3 separate regions of the Homo sapiens genome follow, and all the other regions are linked to region 2. Evidence: chromatin contacts called from ENCODE Hi-C or POLR2A ChIA-PET data. All regions are on one chromosome and are shown on one strand. The core of a region is the stretch at or near the end of the contact, and the rest is flanking DNA. Distances in the headings are between cores, read along the strand shown. Region 1 overlaps WWOX (WW domain containing oxidoreductase). Region 2 has its middle 310 kb from the start of MAF. Region 3 overlaps WWOX (WW domain containing oxidoreductase).

Region 1 (3,364 bases), core at 552-3,051, 300 kb after region 2:
ATTCCTGAATCCACAAGACTGCTCAGTCTCAGTATTTATCCCCAAACACAAGTCTTTTTCTGTGTCTTTCAGTTCACATTTTTGAGAGCTGAACCACACAGGAGTCCACTGCTGGCCCCACTACCTTTGACTGGTGGTGGAGCCATGGGCGCTATGGACAGGGATCCCCAGCCTGCAAGCCAGCATGGGCAGGATGCCTGGATGCAATATTTGTGGTGCTGTTAAGATTCTGCAGGGTGGTTTGACTGCATCAGGGCCATTCTATCTTGGGGATCCAAGGAAGCAAAGATGAGTTCATCAGACATATATATAAGCTAATGTATTTAGCTCTTGATATTGAACTAATCAAACTAAAAAGAAGGCCTTCTAATTGAATTAGAATTCTTAGAACCACCCGAAGAGGAAAGATGGTTAGTGGATGGGGGCATCCAAGATGGAACACTATTCCCAATTACTCACTAACCCTGGGGAGATACAATAAGGGTTCAGCATCTTCAGAACTCTAAATATGCTGATAATTTTAGTAATTAAGGACTCCAAAAAGGGATCATTGTTAGTCCCAAAGCTCTACAAGTTAAATGGCTTACTCTGAATCATCGAACTCAGGATGATTACTTCCTCCTTGTTTTAACAGAGAACTCAGGTTGTACAGGAACTCAGGAATTCTCCTGCCTAGTTCCTGAAGCAAAATGAAACCTTCCAACAAAGCTGAAAAGAAGCACGTGTATCTGCTTTGCCTGACTGCCCACCAGAGCTCGTTTCTCCACTGATCGATTGGGGCTCGCAGCAACATGCTGGCCCCAGGGATGCACACAAGCCACGGCTGAGAAAGGACAGGCTGGGAGTGGGGCACAGACTACAGCCACCGGTCTTTCTCTCTGGGAAGAAACTAACTTGACAGCTATGCAGGAATCTCCCATTTCCCTACCCAAATGCACTTTCCATCCTTCTGTACTGGTCTTCGTGCCTGAAAAAGTTGACCAATATGAACACATCAGTAACTTCCTTTTGCCATCTGGTTTCTAGCAGGGCTTGAACAATGGCAAAGAGTTGAAGGGGCGGGGATGTTTATTCCGCTGGGACCTCTCCTGGGGAGAGGGAGTATTACCAGTGGTAGGCTGAATTCCTCAACCAAAGGTTACAGCTCCTTCCAAGGAGTCTTCTCCATCCTGGCACCTTCAACTGTCTCCAGTATCTGCTCCCTCTCCTTGGCCAAGGATGGTGACAGCCACCCCTATTACTACCTCTGAGAAATTAATTTTCTTTCTTTTTTTTTTTTTTTTATTTTTTTTGAGACAGAGTTTTGCTCTTGTTGCCTGGGCTGGAGTGCAATAGCGTGATCTTGGCTCACTGCAACCTCTGCCTCCCGGGTTCAAGTGATTCTCCAGCCTCAGCCTCCCGAGGAGCTGAGATTACAGATGCCTGTCACCATGCCCAGCTAAGTTTTTGTATTTTTAGTAGAGACGGGGTTTCACCATGTTGGCCAGACTGGTCTCAAACTCCTGACCTCAGGTGATCCACCAGCCTCGGCCTCCCAAACTGCTGGTATTACAGGCGTGACCCACAGCACCAGACCAGAAATTCGCTCTCTTTTATGTTTCCCTACACCTTGACCACCCCCCCTTTATAAAATAGCCCCTTTGTTATTAAAATTTCTTGAAATTACTCAATTTGGGTTTGTTACCTCTTTCCCACTGGGACTACCATGGATACAGAAGGGACATGACGAGACCTGTGGTTTCACCGGAATCATGTTGTAAGCAGCAAAGCCCACAGGGCTGATTCACTGTTTAAACAGCAAGGTGGGAAAGTCCTGCTGGAAATTTTTGGAGAGCACATTTTTTAAAAGTTGACAAGTTCATCAGCCCAAGAAGAAAAGGACACAGAGAGTTTGGGCCGACATATCGCAACTCTCATTAGCGCGAAATGAATTCACGTTACTCTGCCTCTGAACATGGAGGGCCCTGTACAGAAACAAAGACATATGCACCATCATGCAAAAAAGCCACTTGAAACATGAGGGAGCATAGAGGAAAGTCCTTGAAGAGGTCTTTTCCAATTTTTCTCAACCCACATATTTTATAGGAAAGCTTTAAACTCTCACTAAAACAATGGATTAAAAAATGAGAAACCCTCCTTCCAGTTTCACAATCCATTTGTCTCATCCTCTCGAGAGTTGCTAGAAAAAAGAAAAAAGGACAAAATACGTGGCAGGAGCTCCAGCATGAACAAACTTGAAAAATCCTGCCTTTGCTAGGAAAATATTCTTAAATTTTCAAACACATTCCAACCTACCCGATACAAGGTACAAAAAGATCATTGTCAAAACAAAGCAAAACCACTCACATGCCAAAGATCATGGAACCTAAAGCAATCAATAAAGCCAGGACTGAGTTAATAAGCACAGCCTACTTATAAACTGACTCGTCTTTTGGTTTGTGATGCAGGGAGACATTAAATTTCAAAGACCTCCCGTGTGCTTCTGAAAATTACAAATGAGAAATATTGGAGTCCTATACTGCTATCAAAGTGGCAAGTTAGTTCTCCTTAAAAGCTGTACTTAAATAACCATGGCGCTGTGTCCTTTAAGAAAGCCCTAGGATCATTTCCCCAGCCAGCCTCCTCTGATCCCTCTCTGCTCCGTGTGGGTAAGTGCACTGTACCTCCTGACCATGCTCTTGGTGGGACTTTTTGTAGCATGACCTTGAAATACTTTGTTTTACTGAGTCCTTGCAGTCAAAAGGAGTCTCTTGCGCATCCTGAAACTCCCAAGTCAAGCATAATGTGTATTATCAAAAAGATGCCCAAAAATCTCTGTGGAATTAATCTTTGAAAGCTAACAACATCAAAATAATAGTACTTTAAAATCTCTTCTGAAGCTATCAAGAAATGGCAAAGATGTTTCAACATGTGCATCAACCCTGGTCAATTGGTAACAGCCTCCCAGAACACTCTATTAAAGAGAATTCAAGAGTCAGATCCATTCTTGGGAGAAAAACAGAGTACTGATGAATGAGTGATGTCCGCCAGTGACCTGGAATTAAGGAATGATGTCAAGTAGCCTATCGGTTTGTCATTCTTGTTCTTATTTATCCTCACTCTCTGCACAGGTTACTTACATGAAATCCTAAAAAGAAAATCCACTAAAATCCAAAGAGTGGTACAATCAGCACAGCCCCAACCTACTTAGAATACTGTGGGCCTGGAGTCTAAAAATGGAAACCAGTTCATGTCCAAACCAATTGTTCTTCGTGGAGCACAGGGAGGATATTAGGAATATGCCTTCATAAAGCTCTGAGTCAGACTGGTATCCTCTAGGTGACTTTCAAAACTATAGGTCTGGAAGCACCTCTACCTATGGCAT
Region 2 (3,329 bases), core at 445-2,944:
TCACCTGAGGTTAGGAGTTTAAGACCAGCCTGGCCAACATGGTGAAACCCCATCTCTACTAAAAATAGAAAAATTAGCTGGGCATGGTGGTGCGTGCCTGTGATCCCAGCTACTCAGGAGGCTGAGGCAGGAGAATTGCTTGAACCTGGGAGGAGGAGGTTGCAGTGAGCTGAGATGGCACCACTATACTCCAGCCTGGGTGACACAGCGAGACCCTATCTCAAAAAACAAACAAACAACACACTGCTTATTCTCTTCCACCTGGAATGTCCTTCCTTTCCTCATGTTTACCTAATTCACTCACCTGTAAGATTCCACTACTCAGTCAATAAGCTTATTATCTATTTCTATATAACAACACCTTCCCAAAACTTAATGGTTTAAAATAATTGATTATTACTGTATCTCAAAATTTCACGTGTCAGGAATTCACACAGGGCTCAGCAGAGGTGACTTTGCTTTGTTCAGTGATGTATGGAGCTAAACTGTGATGACTCCCAAGGGCTGGGGGCTGAATAGGCAGCTCACTCTCTGTCCACATGGCCTCCCCACGTAGCAGCTTGGACCTCCTCACAGCATGGCAGCCTCGGGATTCTTATGTAACCGGCTTAGGATGTAGCAACTCAGATCTCCAAGAGAAAGGAAATAGAAACTGCCTTGAAATATCAGAAATGGCGATGGTGTGACTTTCACTGTACACTATTAGTCAAAGCAGGTCAGCCCAGGCTCAAGGGGAGGAGATACACACCCCACCTCTTGATGGCAGAAGCATCAAAGAACTTGTGAGCATCATTAATCCATCACTGTCATCATCTCCTTGAAGAAGCCTGGAGTCCACTCCTCCCCTGCTTCCCCTTCACCCTCCCTCTGCCCTCCCTCCAATGCCTTCCTCTCTGTTTTCTGATAAAAACAGAGTAATTACAAGCAGTGAAAAATATCCCCAAGGAACTGGGAGTAGTTTTGTTAAATAAAGGGTGCTGGAGCTCACTGGTATGGCACATGTTGTTTGGCACATAATGGGTTCTCAATAAATCGGAGCTACGATGAGGAGGGTTAGCTAGCTTTATTAAAATTAAAATGTGCCTTGTCTGTTTGGTGACTGCCTAACACAGAGAAGCTAACCCATAGGAGGTTCTCCCAAGGTGATGAATAAATGAATGAGTGAGTGAATGAAAGAATGAGTGAGTGAATGAATGGGTGAATAAATGAATGAGTGAATGAAAGAATGAGTGAATGAATGAATGAGTGAATAAATGAATGAGTGAATGAAAGAATGAGTGGATGAATGAATGAGCAAATAAATGGCTCAACAAACAAGTGGATGTTTCTGCATGCAGTCTGATTCCTGACGCTAAGGGATCCAGGCAAACCAAAAAATAACATCTGATTTCCGGCCTGCGTAGACACTCCAGCTTTAATTACACGTGGGTCATGGCAGGACTCAGGGTTTGGGGGTTTGGGGGAAAACACTTGGCCTCCTGCCACAACCCTCACAATGGACTAAGGTCTTTACCGCCAGCTGCTGGTCCTCAAGCTTCCAGTGTGGACTCACATCAGCTGTGCCTCCCCCGCCAGCCCCCGCCTCACCGGGAAGGGGCTGGTTTGCAGAATGAGACCCTCTCAAGGCCGAGGGCCCGGGAGTGCTTCCTCTCTGCCCCTAGCTGAACAGCAGCTGGGCTGGGAGCGTGGCAGGTGTCTAACAGCCTGCCGCAATCCTGCATAACAGGAAGTGAAAGAGAACACCATATCCAATTGAAACTGCAGTGGAATATGGGCTGCAATGCTTAATTAACCACCCTCAGTCATTTCACAGATTTCTGTTGTTGCTGAAGGAAAAAAAAAAAAAAAAAAGGAAGGCAGAGTACGTGGAGGACAACAAAGCTGATTCTGGAATGTTCGTTTGTGTTCATGCTCCCTGCTCCCACAGTCAGCAGCCTGCTGACATAACGCGAAGGGGACGCTCACTTCTGGCTTCGGTTTTTAATGGGTTTCCAAAGGGTTTTTTTGTCTGTTTGTTTTTTGGTTTTTTGCCAGAGAGTCAGGTCTGTGCCATACTCCAAGAACTCGTCGATACGTTTGTGTGGGAGGAGGCGGGGAAGAGGCATGTTGAGTGCATTTGTGCAGTTGTGTCTCTACGAGGGTGTTTGTGCAGAGGCACACAAAGCTGTGTCCTGGGTTGTGTGGGAGCCTGTGGATACGGCCATGTGAGAACGGGTGGACGTGTGGGCATTTGCCTCTGTCTGGGTTGTTTCACCTGTTAAAGATGCGTGGGAATGTCTGTGGGTAGCTCTGAGCAAGTTCTGTATCTATGTGAGGCACCAGTATGTATGCCTGGATAGATATTTCAATAGATGTGTCTTTGCCTATGCTGAAAAAAGTGAGTGAAAGAAGTATTATTGTTCAAGTGTGCATGCACATATACACGTGTGCATGCAAGGATAATGGTGTGGCAAATAAATGTGTGAGTGAAGATGAGAAACAGCATACTGCCAAATGTATCAAGAACCCACTAAGTAGTTGGCAGTGAATTTATGCTATGAAACTATCTGCTACTTGATGGTGGGGCCAACTTTTCAATATCAGGTGACCTCAGCTTCCTTCTCTAGCAGAGGATAGTACAGAGGACTTTTCTAAGAAGGTTCCATAGTTTCTGTAGGCTTCACTTTGCATCATCACCTCATTTTCCAAACCAAACTTGCCTGTTCACCTAGATAGACTTTCTGGGGAGAGTCTTTGGAATGCTGTAAATTCTAAACGGTTTTTAAACAAAAAAGTATTTAAAAAGTATTTTAAAAGTATTTTAAAAGAAAAACCAGCTAGCTACTGCTTATTAAGGGCTGACTAGTTGGCCCATATCACCCAGATGCCTATCAATATTGATCTTATTTGATCTCTCAATAAACTTATTAGGTAGGAACTGTTATCATTTCCTCTGTAAACTGAAGTAGCCAGTGGGAGGTAGGGCCAGGGTTTAAACACACACTGTCGTGCTGTAGAACCCAAACTGTACTGAGTCATCGTCCCTAAATATGGGGGCAGAGATGGTGCCCCTTTGGCTCAGCCAGTTGTGCAGTGGGAATAATTTGCCACACTGCCCTTAGGAACAGTGGTCCCTTCTGTGAGCACCAGAATTGCTCCTGGAAAGAATGGCAGTGCAGACCTCAGTGTGCGCTGGTCACGTTGGGGAAGTCACCTCCCGCCTTCCTGCAGGACGTCAGTGCCCTCATTTGGTGGTGAGTCCTGCGGTGCCCTCTGGCCTTGCGGAATCCAGCTCCTGAGCAGCACACTTTCAGGATTTCAGGGTGGTTTCTGAGTAATGGATTCCCCAC
Region 3 (3,677 bases), core at 1,107-3,606, 280 kb after region 2:
TTAGTGTGGATGTGAAATGGTTGCATAGAAGAATGTCCTTATTCTCAGAAGATGCCTGCTAAGGAATTTCAGGGTGAGCCGTGATGATGTCTGCAACTTTTCAATGGTTCCAAAAAAGTGTGTGTGTGTGTGTGTGTGTGTGTGTGTGTGTGTGTGGATGTGTGAGTGAGTAGATATGTAACCATACATATCATATGTAAAGATACATGTCACATATATAAAGGTATACTTATCATATATTTATATACAGAAGTAAAGATGGTGAGATGTTAGAAATCATCGTAAGCCAGATCGTGCTACTCCTCTACTCAGAGCCTGCCCAAACCTCCCTATTTCTCTCCAAGTAGAAACCAAAGCCATGGCAGGACCTCCGAGGTCCCACACAACATGACCCCGTCTGCCCTCTCGCTCTCTGTTCCCATCTCCCGCACTCCTCACCACACAGGCCACCAGACTGTCACTGAACCCCCACCCCCGCCCCAGTGTGCTCTGCCCTTAGGGCCATGGTTTCCCCTCTGCTGGCAGCATCGGGTCCATGTCCCTGGAAGGTTCCCATCTCTACCCCTTGGTACCCATGGCCAAACCTCCTCTGCCTGGAAGCCTTCCTTGACCACCCAGAGAAACAATCCACTGTCTTCTCCAACTTCTCCGTCTCCTCCTTCCCTGATTTGTTTCATACCACTCCCTGCCTTCTCATATGTTATTTATCATATATTTATTTCATGAATTGTCTGTTTCTTTGCCACACCTCACAGGGCAGGGGCTTTAATCTGGCTTATTCCCTGGGGGATCCCCAGGGCCTGGAGCTGTCCCGCCATCACCTGTGGATTGGTCAGGGATGCCCTGCCCAGTGGCAGGTCCTCCGTGTTCACTTGATTAGCAAACATAGGTCCTTTGAGTCCTGGGGTTCCAGATCTGTCTCTGAAGCTGCCACTGAGTTAAAGGCCCTGGTCCCATCTGTCGCCTGAGGCACCTTCCCTCAGCACACGCCACTCTCTAATGTGAGTGTCTCCCTCGTCTGCTCCTCTCTGAGTCCCCAGCTCCTCACTCTTGTCTGGCACACAGCAGATGCTCGGTAAGCATTTGTGAAAGCCTCCTGGGGAAGCCAGCCTTGTAAATAAACACTTGTTTCATGGGTGGATTATTTTTAAAAAGCAAGAAGTCTAGGCATGAGTAAGGTGGAGTGGGAACAGAGGGACATGGTGGGTGAGCAGCTGGCCAAGGCCTTTGCAAGCATAGCAGCTTGCTCAATTCTAGGCATACTCAAGACCCATTATTCTTCCTTTCGCTTCTGAAGTCCTAGGATACTGAGGTTCAGAGAAGGTCAATGACTTGCCCAAGGTCACACGTTAATAGACAAATTATCAAATTTCTCTCTCAACTTGATAAGTTCCAAAGCTCAGGTCAGGACTCACTCTCTCCAACCACCTTCCCAGATGAGGTCGAAGCCCCCATGATAGGTACAGTCTTGTGTGTCCCCCTCCTCCTTCCCATGTACCATGGTTGCACCATTCCATTTCTTCCTTTGAAAATTTGATGGGTGCCAGGAGCGGTGGCTCACACCTGTAATCCCAGCACTTTGGGAAGCTGAGGTGGGTGGATCACCTGAGGTCAGGAGTTCAAGACAAGGCTGGCCAACATGGGGAAACCTTGTCTTTACCAAAAATACAAACATTAGTCAGGTGTGGTGGCATGTGCCTATGGGCTGAGGCAGGAGAATCGCTTGAACCCAGGAGGCAGAGGTTACTGTGAGCCGAGATCGCACCACTACACTCCAGCCTAGGTGACACAGCGAAAGTCCATCTAAAAAAAAAAAAGAAAATTTGATGATGGGCCTCTAAAGTCACAGAAGCCCCAGTGTCTCCTTTTGCCCACTCCTCTCTTCCCAACCGTAGCACAGTTCCTTGCCCCCAGTTAGAGCTCCATAAGCATTTGTGAAAAAGAGCCACAGCAGTGCAGAGCAGCAGCCCCAGCCACAAAGATTCCAGAAAGCGCCCCTTCATTCATCTGCAAAGAGCAGGAGAAACTTTAAGGCTATAGTGCCCAAACCGTTTGTAACACTCAAGTGAACTGGCATTCACATCATCTTCCTGCTTTCATTAAACAGTTCCACATCACTCACCTAGTGAATGGGCCTTTTTAGCAGGGAAGATGATCATCCATTAAGCCTGGAAGGGCAGGAGGCCTGCGGACACCTCTGCCCCCTCTGCCAGCTCCGTGGATCCCTCTAAATAATACAAGGCTTGTTTGCAATCAAGTTAGAACATGTTTAATGGTGAATAAATCTGATGCTGAATCGGGATAATTGCACTGGCGTCACAGAGCTGACTCAATACCTGGCCAAGGCATCCCATATTTAGAAGGGTGGAGACATTTTTAGCTCGCCTTTGTGTGTGTGCGCTGCTCATTATACACACGTGGCTCCAATTAAAGGCCCTGCCACCTGATCGGGGCCCCCTGGTCTCCGGCTGCAGGTGCACGTTTGTGGGGCTGGAAGACAAGGCCTGGGACAGGTGCTGTGATCTCCCTTTGTTTGCTGAAACCAACAAACAGCAAGGTCAGCACCTTCAGGTGAAGGCCAGGTGCTGGAGGGAGTGAAGGGAGTAGGGAGAGTGACATCAGTATGACCTGGTGTCGGGAGCATGCCCAAGCTCTGTCCTTCCATGGCCTTTGGCATGGTGCATAATGCTTCTAAGTCTCAGTTTCAACATCTGTGAAATGGGGATTTCACAGACTATGGTAGTCAGGATTCAAGATGGCCCCCAAGACTTCCATTTCCTATAGAATCCCCTCTCTTGAGTGTGGGCGGCAACTGTGAATATGATGGGATAATTTGCCCCCCTGAGTGAGTTAGGCTACCAAGCAAAGGGGGAGGAATTTCGCAGATGTCATGGAGGCCTGAACGCAGTTGGTTTTGCATTAATCAAAAGGGATTCAATCCTAAGTGGGACTGATCTAATCGCTAGGCCCTTAAAAGGGGCTGGGCCCTCACTGAAGAGAGTGACTCAGAGCATGGGGGAGCCTCCTTCAGTCTTGAAGAAGCCAACAGTCATGTTGTGAGGTCATCTGTGGATAGGGCCTGAGAGCCTGAGAATAGCCTCTAGGGGCTGCAAGGGGCCCTCAGTCAACAGCCAGCAAGAAAACAAGCACCTCAGTCCTACAGTTACAAGAAAATGAATTCTGTTAATAACCAAGGGCCTCTGATAAGACCCCATCCCTGGCTGACGCTTTGATTTCAGCCTCATGAGACCCTGAGCAGAAGTCCCAGCCTGAACCAGGACTTTTAACCTATGGAGCTATGAGATAACAAATATACTAAATTTGTGGTAATTTCTTACACAGCAAGAGATAGCTAACACAATGAAAGTAACTACCTCCCAAGGTTGTTATGAGGAATCATTTGCATGCACAGTGCTTTGTAAAGGGCTTGTGACACCATGAGTGACTAATAAAGGGCAGAGGTTATGATGATTACTTTCTCTACCATTATTAGTCAATGATAAATATTAAATAGCTTTGGTATCCGAGAAAGAGCTCTCCATTCACATCCTGGTTTTGCCGCTAAGCAGCTATATGATACCGGGTGAGTCACTTGATGAAATCTACTTCTTCATCTGATAACAGTGCTTTCCTTATAACTCTGCAGTGAGGTTTAAGGAGATAATAATTTTAAAGTG

The links. A loop is a pair of places that touch in the nucleus more often than their neighbours do. ChIA-PET counts read pairs that join two places held with the same protein, here RNA polymerase II (POLR2A). Pooled maps may share reads with other maps.
Region 1: a loop to region 2 is called in a map with no recorded cell type, with 10 times the contacts of the local background. The contact joins two enhancer-like sites. A Hi-C loop is called at or near these places in 1 of 37 single-sample maps with no recorded cell type and 2 of 50 pooled maps. POLR2A ChIA-PET finds 5 or more read pairs at or near these places in 3 of 52 experiments (HEK293T, T-cell and activated CD4-positive, alpha-beta T cell).
Region 3: a loop to region 2 is called in a pooled map, with 2.5 times the contacts of the local background. The contact joins two enhancer-like sites. A Hi-C loop is called at or near these places in 1 of 50 pooled maps. POLR2A ChIA-PET finds 5 or more read pairs at or near these places in 3 of 52 experiments (HEK293T, T-cell and activated B cell).

The regions. Positions count from the first base shown.
Region 1 is chr16:78,986,273-78,989,636 of GRCh38, reverse strand. All of the region lies in intron 8 of WWOX (WW domain containing oxidoreductase), which reads right to left. Among named protein-coding and RNA genes, the nearest start is that of WWOX-AS2, 490 kb to the right of the region's middle. Within about 2 kb of position 1,801, at least 2 of the 41 ENCODE cell types and tissues checked have a DNase peak (open chromatin) inside an H3K27ac peak, as active enhancers do.
Region 2 is chr16:79,285,641-79,288,969 of GRCh38, reverse strand. It overlaps a transcript of MAF not described here. Among named protein-coding and RNA genes, the nearest start is that of MAF, 310 kb to the left of the region's middle. RefSeq lists an enhancer at 1,082-1,582. Within about 2 kb of position 1,694, at least 12 of the 41 ENCODE cell types and tissues checked have a DNase peak (open chromatin) inside an H3K27ac peak, as active enhancers do.
Region 3 is chr16:79,007,615-79,011,291 of GRCh38, reverse strand. The region is part of intron 8 of WWOX (WW domain containing oxidoreductase); the gene reads right to left. Among named protein-coding and RNA genes, the nearest start is that of WWOX-AS2, 510 kb to the right of the region's middle. Within about 2 kb of position 2,356, at least 3 of the 41 ENCODE cell types and tissues checked have a DNase peak (open chromatin) inside an H3K27ac peak, as active enhancers do.